2 separate regions of the Homo sapiens genome follow, and region 1 is linked to region 2. The links are chromatin contacts, found by Hi-C or POLR2A ChIA-PET in ENCODE. All regions are on one chromosome and are shown on one strand. The core of a region is the stretch at or near the end of the contact, and the rest is flanking DNA. Distances in the headings are between cores, read along the strand shown.

Region 1 (4,033 bases), core at 108-2,607, 37 kb after region 2:
CTAAGCTTCCCTAGAGATTTAAACTTTTGGAAATAAAAACTGGGGGAGGTACTGGGTATTTCCGCTTTCTACTCTTCCACTTCCCTTCCCTGACATAAGAAGCACCACCCATAACTACATGAATGGGTTGGAGACAAAACACGGATTAAATCACAGAAGTATCTCCTCACTGTCACCAATCCGGCTTCTCCAGCCACCTCTCCATCAGCTCTGTGCTGGATCTCAGTAGGTATTGTCTCATCTATTTTTCAAAGCAACTTCTATGAAGTAAATATTCTCATCCGTGTCAGTTATCTATTGACAGGACAGTGCTCCATAACCAAAACCTCCAAATCTCAGTGCCATAAACTTTAACATTTTTTTAGCTCACCAGTCTGTGGAGTACAGATGACCTGGGCTAGAGCTGGGCTGATCTCAGTTGGTCCTCTTCAATAAACGTATGATCAGCTTCCATGAGGGATTACAGCCTCTGCTTGTCTGGACTGGACTCACTGACATGTTTAGGGGATTGACTATCGGTTGGCTGATCTAGGACAGCCTCAACTATGATGGCTAGGACAACTTGGTCCCATATCACACCTGTGTAATTGTGGAGCAGGCTAACCTAGGCATTTTCTTCTTACATCAATGGCTGAGGGTAAAAGCCTGAACAAGTCCATTCAGGTAAGCATTTTTCAAGTTTTTGTTTGCATCACACTTGCTAACATCCCAGTAGACAACATGGCACAGTCAAGCCTACAGTCAGAGTAGGAAGATACAAGTAAGTTAGCCGGCAAAGGGCATAGCTAGAGAACTGAAGTACTGGGGCCCATAAAACAAGCACTACCCCATTTCCCGAATTATGGAACTGAAGCTGGAAGAATGAAACAATTTGTGTAGGGCCAGAGCCTGAAAGTAAGGTGGCTGGGCTTTGAACCCATACATGCCTGGTTCCAAAACTGGACTCCTAAGTGCATGACTCTACTGCCTTAATTTTTAAAAGGTGCTTATAAAAACAATTCTCCGTGTTAATGCAGCATCTTCCAGGCCAAATGGAGCGTTGGGTAATTGCCTGCTTAATATGGTTGATAGAGAAAGCAAACTTCAAGCCAAAACACCCGAATTTCCCCTAAACATATGTAATCATCTTAATTTTCTCTTTTCCTCTGTTGACATAGCTTAGGGAAGACAACTCCCTTTTAGCGTCAGCCAGTGTTTCCCTGGGAAGCAGCATGCAGGGAAATAGGGTTGGCATTCTTTCCTCCTAAAAAATGCATTTTATGTAATCCTGCTATCTTTCCTGGGCCGGCCCTTCACTACCCACTGGGGATCTCTCTTGCTTAACTGTACTCTTTTCCAATGGGTTTGAACCCCCCTGCATGTCTGCAATCAGGCTTCTGTTGGGCAATTTGGGACCCAGATTTAGTCCCAATCACTTGAATCCATTTGGAGGCTGAATTTCATTCCTAATGAACAAACTGCTCAAGCAGTGCTGATGCATCTGGAAGGACTAGGTCACTGATCAGTGACTGGTTTGTTCCAGAGGGCAGTGTTGTCCTAATCTGAGAGACAGATCACATTTTTGAAGAGCTAAATGCAAACCTAGCATCAGGAGGAGCTCTCTCCATGCATCATCGACATGACCAGGAATTGCCAACTTGGCTTTACGGATGATTAGACTTTTTAGAATATGGCATGAAGCCCTAGTTATAGACTCAAGTTATAACAATAGTCATCATATAGCAATAAAGATTTTCTGAACCTTTGTCAGGTAGCAGAACCTATACTAAACTCTTTCTTTGCATTTTATCTTCACAACCATCCTAAGATGTTGATGATGCTACATGCCCATTTTCCACCTGAAGACATGGAGATTTAGGTGACTTCTTTCCCAGGGCCACACTGTCAGCCAGAAAGTGACAGACACAGCCAGGGAGTGGGCATAACACGTGATTGTTAGGAGGTTAGCAAACTTTTTCTGTAAAGGGCCAAATAGTAAATATTTTAGGCTTTGCAGACCATGCAACAACCACTCAACTCTGCTGCTGTTGAGAGGAAGTAGCCATAGATAATTTGTAAGCAAATGGGTGTGGCTCTGTGCCAATAAAACTTTATTTACAAAAGCAGGCAGTGACCTGGATTTGGCATCACTTTCAAGCTATATTGCTTTGGCCAATTTACTCAACCTCTTTTGGAATGCGATTTTGTCATCTCGAAAATGAGGATGATAATAATCATAATGCTTAATTTATAGGGTGATTTTGAGGATTAAATGAATGTTGCATAGAAAGTTCTTGTTTATATTATTACTAATGGTTTATATTATTGCTAATTATTAATAATTACAAAGAGATATTGTGAAAGGCCGTAGAGGAGAGAAGTCAACAGCAAGTCCTCCCTGGGCATAAGTCTCATCTCTCCTGGTTACCCGCTGAGTGGCCTTGGGCATGTTACTTACTCTCTCTGAGCCTCAGTTTCCTTTTCTTGTAAAGAATAGTAAAAGGATGAGTCTCACAGAATGATTACAAAGGTGAAGTACATTTAATGCCTGTGAAGCTTTTAGAACATTGCCTGGCACATGGCAAGCACTTTCTGGTTGCTCGCTGTATTACTATTATTGAATAATCATGAATTGAGCCCAAATGGCCTGGCTTCCTACCTCAGGCTCTTTCCCACCCTACGTTCCTGCAGGGGTTCTTAAGTATTTTATACTATCAGGCAACCCCCCGGTGATCTGCTGACACCTGTGGACCCCTTTTCAGAATACTGTTTTTGAATGAATAAAATATATAAAAGATTACCCAAACACCTAATTATACAGGAATGCAGTTACCAAAATATTTAAAAAAAAAAAATTGTGATGCAGTTGTAGATGAGCTTCTTTATTAACACATTAGATAACCAAATCTATCAGTGGGCTTAATAATTACAACAATTTTGAAATAGAAATAAGCCTCAGTGATATTTCAATATCTCTGCAACAACTGTAATGTGATATGCAGATATTTATGATTTGTATTGGTGCTAAAGTCACAAGTCCCATGACTTAGTGGCTACATTGATAATAGCAGAAATGCTAAATTTCACTTAAAAGTTGGTAAAAATAAAACTCTGGGTTTTTGTTTGTTGTGTTTTAAATGCACATTTATGAAATTCCCAGATTCATGGGACTCTTGATGTCCATAGGCCCCCAGGCCAGGAACCTCTGTGCCTACTACCCTGAAGAAGCCATTTTAAACAGTAATAAACCTGAACAACACTAGTGCTCATCCACATAAATACTCCTTGCATCTAGATCTTTTGGCACATAAACATCGATTAGATTTGGCAGAGCGATGTCCACAAAGAGAGCCAGCGCTTCCTATGCCTGTGCGATCACACAGCATTCATTCCTGGGTATGTGAGCCAGAAATTAGGGACTGCCTTGTCCCGTAATTTGATGCCCTACATGGGGAAAGATTGTCGTTGGGACTAAGCCAACGAGAGGTAATAGAAACATGATACCACTGACCTCATCCAGGAAAAATAGCTATTGTCACAGGACAGTGATGCTGAGTATTTGTAGGTTTGGGGAGAAATATATTTGTTAGTGAAATGGAGCTTACTCTGGAGTGAGTAAAGGTGAATTATTTTTCAGATGACTAGAGGAGGTTTATGCAATATAGTATTATTGAGTGGGGCTATTAACAGAGTGAATTGCTATTGTGACATGCCATTAAATTGTTTTTAGTGTCCACAAAGGTATCATTCAGGAGCTGGCAGGGTTAGTAACAGAGTTGTATTTTTGGTGGACAGCAGTAGATCTTGAAACAAAATAGCATATTTTACAAAAAAGTAAAATATGACCAAAGCTGAAAGTCTATAGCGCGAGGTAGTCATTTGCAACTACTTGACAAGCACCCCGAGGATCTGAACAAGGCTTTCCGGATCCACACTGTTGTAGATAGTGGAGGCTGAAATCTGAGCAATCCATCAGGAAGGGGAAGTGAAGGAAGTGAGAGGTAGAGATAAATCTGAATCCTGGGCTCTTTCGAGGATGTTCTGTCCGTTCCAT
Region 2 (4,178 bases), core at 127-2,626:
ATCTTAAACACTATGCCCCCAGGATTCAGGGCCAGAAAGGTGCCTAGCTGCAAAGTCATGCCCATTACTGAGTTCAACTTCCTCAAATTCCCCCTGAAGTAATCCCACGCAGGGCTCAGTGGTGGCGTTCAGGCGTAAGCATTAAACCACAAGCCAGGCAGACCTTCATGAGGGCTTCTCAAAGTTCTCCTCTCCAGCTGCGCTCAACCTCACCTGTGCCTCTCAAGGCCTAGGGTTATTGTGCATGTGGCATGGTCTCCAGCTGTTCCTCATCCTGACTTCTCCATCTGCACCAATCTCTTTGCATGGAGGCCGTGTCTTCTGGTCTCTTGGTAGCTCAGTAGTGGTGGGGTGGGTGCCAGCTGCCCACTGTGCATCTCAATCAAGGTTTCTTTAGTTGTAAGGAAGAATAACTCTCTTCAAAGGAAACTAAGCAATAACAACTAAACAGTAACAACAAAAATGTCTAAGGAGGGCGCTGGCATAGACCAGGGAATTGATGCAAAGGTGGGGTTGAGTGGGATGTCGGAGAGGGTAGAGCCAGGTATCTTTATGAACCAAAAGGTATATGTGTTTTGCACCTTCCTTCAGACTTTCCTTCTCTCAAGATCGCCATATCTCCATTCAGATTTTTGGGCTAATCTCTACCAAAAGCTTGGCTCTCTGTGGGTAGCCTACTTTCAGTCCATTTGTCTCTGATTGAGGTGGAGTCTGTTAGGGCTTGAGGAGCAAGTAGTTCTTGTGGAAGGGAAGGTATGGCTTGAATAGATCATCCCCAAGTGTGTCTACCACATTGGTTCTTTGGAAGGTGATTGTTGGAGAAACCTCCTGTCAGGAATGATGTATATAGGGCAAATAACAACCTCTCCCTGGTGGCCTTAACCATAAAATAGAAGTATGGACAGCTCTGTTCATCCTAACAATTATTTATAGGCCACCTCAATTTGCCTCTGTTAACTGGAACTCGTGTCCTGAAACCGTGTCTTCCCTTTGCACAGTTCTGTGGTTGCTGAGATGGCATGCACCATAAGGAGTGTCTGCATTTAAGACTTATCTTTTAATGCCAGTTCTCCTTCCAGGAGCTGGGGATATAGCAATGAACCAATCAAATGTTCTTGCCTAAGAATTCAGGTAAGGGAGAAGGAAAATAAAAAATGAATATATTAGCTAGCTGGCATGTTAGACGTGAAATGCTAAGGAGAAAACAAAGCCAAGAAGATGGTAGAGGAAGAGTCAGGGGATGGGGTGGAGGGTTTCATGCTAGATAGGATGGCCAAGCATGGCTCTGCGGAGAAAGGAACCTATGAGTAGACTCATAGGAAGTGAGAAAACAAGCCATGTGATGATCTGAAGGAGGAGAATTCATAATACCAGATTCTCACATGGCTAGACCTTTTGCCCTTTCTTGAGCAACAGCCTGTCATGAATGGAGAGAAGAATTGAGGTCAACCAAAAAAGGGAAATTTTTTTGCCCAGGATCAGATGCTTTTCCAAGTAAACAAGTAGTTACTCCAAGGGATATTTCCAGGAGATTCTTCAACTCCAAAGGCCAAATCTTCACGTTTCCGTTACTGTAGAGCTTTCTAAACACAGATAATTGTTTGCACAGTTGGTCAGCTCACACAAATCCCTTGGCAGTTTCTACAGACATTTATGCATTACACATTTTCGATCCTTGGCCCAAAGTTCTGATGTTTTAGCTCTGACAGTCGGCTCATGAGAACTCAGACTTCTTGATGCAAGCCCCCAGTCTTCACTTTTGAAAGACCATGGACCAAAGTTTTAATTGCCTCGTGGGTGTCTCTTCCTCTTCACTGGGTGCACAGCGTTACTCATAATCATGCTTCTGATTTGTGTCTGTTAAAAGAAGGATCAGAAACAGACTGGCAAGGTCTTACAGTTCTTGGTAAAACTCTTGGAAAAGACTTTCTTTTTTGATTTGCTTGTGTATTTTAGTGGTGTCTTCAGGCTATTTAGAGAAAAGTAGTATGTCTATTGATTCGGCCATTGGCAGGGACTTAAATGATGGTACGTGTTGGCTGTGTAGTACCTCTGCTTCTTCTAGTTGGATTAAATCCAAGGACAGGTAAATTCTTTTGGCATTTGGCTTGACCAGAGACTTTGTATCTGCCATATTGGTAATTGGCCACCTTGGTGATTTTTGGACTAATGCTCCAGGGAGAGAAACTAAATAACTCTCTCCTCCAACCTTTTCCCAAGCAGTTCTCTCTACCTGGCATTATTTTTTAAAATTGACTTAAGCTTTGCCCCCTCTTGGAAGCATTCTATTACCCCATGTCTGTCTTCAAGATGAATTCAGCTTCCTGCTCTGTTGTCCCATAAGTATCCTGGGCATAGTTCTGCTCTGGGACTCATCACCTATTGCTGAAATCCTTTTGTTTTCTTACCTGTTTCCTACTGAACAGAGAGCTTCTTGAGGTCCAGCACTGGGGCTTAATTTGATTCATTTAGTAAGTTTTTGTTGGGAACTTACTATATATGAAGCACTGGATTCAACTCTGGGAACTCAAAAGTGAACAGAATGTACACAATTCTGCTCTCATGGAATTTATAGTCTACTGGAGTTAGACAGACATTTTAAAAAATTATCATACAGGAAATTGCAATGAGTAATTTTGTTGGGTACTATGGAGGGAAATCCTTTAAGGGCCCTGTTTGTTTCTGACTTTAAAGCACTAGCAACAAATTGGCATTAACTGATTATGTGATTTGAATGGAATTGAGGATCTCAGCGTTGGCCCTCCGTCCTGCTGTTGTCAACTCTCCCAAGTTTTTAAATGCCAAGTTGTAGTTGCCTTTGTTCCGCTAAATTGAAAAATTTACCCCGTGCAAATGAATAACTAAATTCATATTTTTTTGAAGAATTCTATCTAAATGGAGATTTGATGGCTTTCAGAAACCTTTAAAACTTCCCTTTCCCCCATATGAATTCCACTATGGATTGACATATGGCATATTTTCAATGTCTAGTTTTTGTAATTAATTGAAGGCTCACTCTGTCTGAGAAAGAGAGTGCTTTGGCATTTCCGAGACCTGTGGATTCCATCCAGAGTACCACACAGCAATGCAGAGACTCCACTGCCGCTCACCTAGCTAGGAGGCTGCAGCTCTGTTTGTGAAATGTTGCTATTCAGCTTTCAAGTTTATTGGGAGCACTGAGTTCCAAGGATAGCAATTAGGTTGTTCTGCATTCTTCGGCTGGCTCAGGATGCACGTGCTGAGACTGCACATCATAGCAACGGCTCCTTGACTGCCAGGGAGAACAGTGTGAAAGCTTTCCGTGGCTCATCTCAACCACCTCCTCCTCGCCCCTGGCGCTCCGCAATCCTCTCTACTCCTTGGTGATACCTTTTTAAATCTCCCCATTATGTTCAACAGCATGTCAGCTGAGAGTTCAGGCTTACGAGATCATGTCCAATAGGCCAAAGTGTCGAAAATAAATGTTAGCTCATAAAACATACGTGGCACATCTATAGGGCCTGAGGAAAGCCCACACAGAGAAAAAAATCTTAAGTGAACTTGTTTAACCCAGCAGTGACAGGTACAGGAATGGGATTTTCTTTTTTTTTTTTTTTTTTTTTATTAAACAGAGTTTTTCCAACTTCCAGGCTGGCAAAGAAGTTGTAAAGGGAATGTACATTTTGCACCGTAATAGAAAGAGATAAGTAGGGATTTTTCCAAGATTTGGAAAGCTGGTCTTCGTAAGTCCATTTATTTATTCAACAAAAACTTTATGAAGTATCTATTACATGCCAGGCACTGTACTTGGCATTTGGGATAACATAGTGACTGAGAAAAGATTTGCCCTTGAGAAAAATCACAGCCCCTTTGGAGGGACTGACATTAACCATTTAATCACATAAATATGATTTTTCACACAGTAATAATAGCTATGAAGATTAAAAAGCTAGATCATAAGATACGTGGCTATAAGAGAACTCCCTGATAGGGTGACATTTTAGATAAGTCTCAAAGGGTGAGAATAAACTGTCTACATGAAGAACAAGAAAAGAACCTTTCAGTCAAAGGAAATAGCAAGTGCCCAGACCCTACTGAGGAAGGCCTGGGGAGCGCCCAAGAATCCTGTGTTAATCAGGGTTCTCCAGAGGGACAGAACTAATAGGATAGATGTATATATCAAGAGGAGTTTATTAGGA

The links. A loop is a pair of places that touch in the nucleus more often than their neighbours do. ChIA-PET counts read pairs that join two places held with the same protein, here RNA polymerase II (POLR2A). Pooled maps may share reads with other maps.
Region 1: a pooled map of adrenal gland shows a loop between it and region 2 (2.0-fold over the local background). The contact joins two enhancer-like sites. A Hi-C loop is called at or near these places in 1 of 168 maps with a recorded cell type or tissue (ovary) and 7 of 50 pooled maps. POLR2A ChIA-PET finds 5 or more read pairs at or near these places in 4 of 52 experiments (activated CD4-positive, alpha-beta T cell, activated CD4-positive, alpha-beta memory T cell, activated T-cell and 1 more).

Annotation. Positions count from the first base shown.
Region 1 is chr20:53,122,919-53,126,951 of GRCh38, forward strand. All of the region lies in intron 1 of TSHZ2 (teashirt zinc finger homeobox 2), which reads left to right. Among named protein-coding and RNA genes, the nearest start is that of TSHZ2, 150 kb to the left of the region's middle. Within about 2 kb of position 1,358, at least 2 of the 41 ENCODE cell types and tissues checked have a DNase peak (open chromatin) inside an H3K27ac peak, as active enhancers do.
Region 2 is chr20:53,085,740-53,089,917 of GRCh38, forward strand. All of the region lies in intron 1 of TSHZ2 (teashirt zinc finger homeobox 2), which reads left to right. Among named protein-coding and RNA genes, the nearest start is that of TSHZ2, 120 kb to the left of the region's middle. RefSeq lists a silencer at 2,977-3,203. Within about 2 kb of position 1,377, at least 3 of the 41 ENCODE cell types and tissues checked have a DNase peak (open chromatin) inside an H3K27ac peak, as active enhancers do.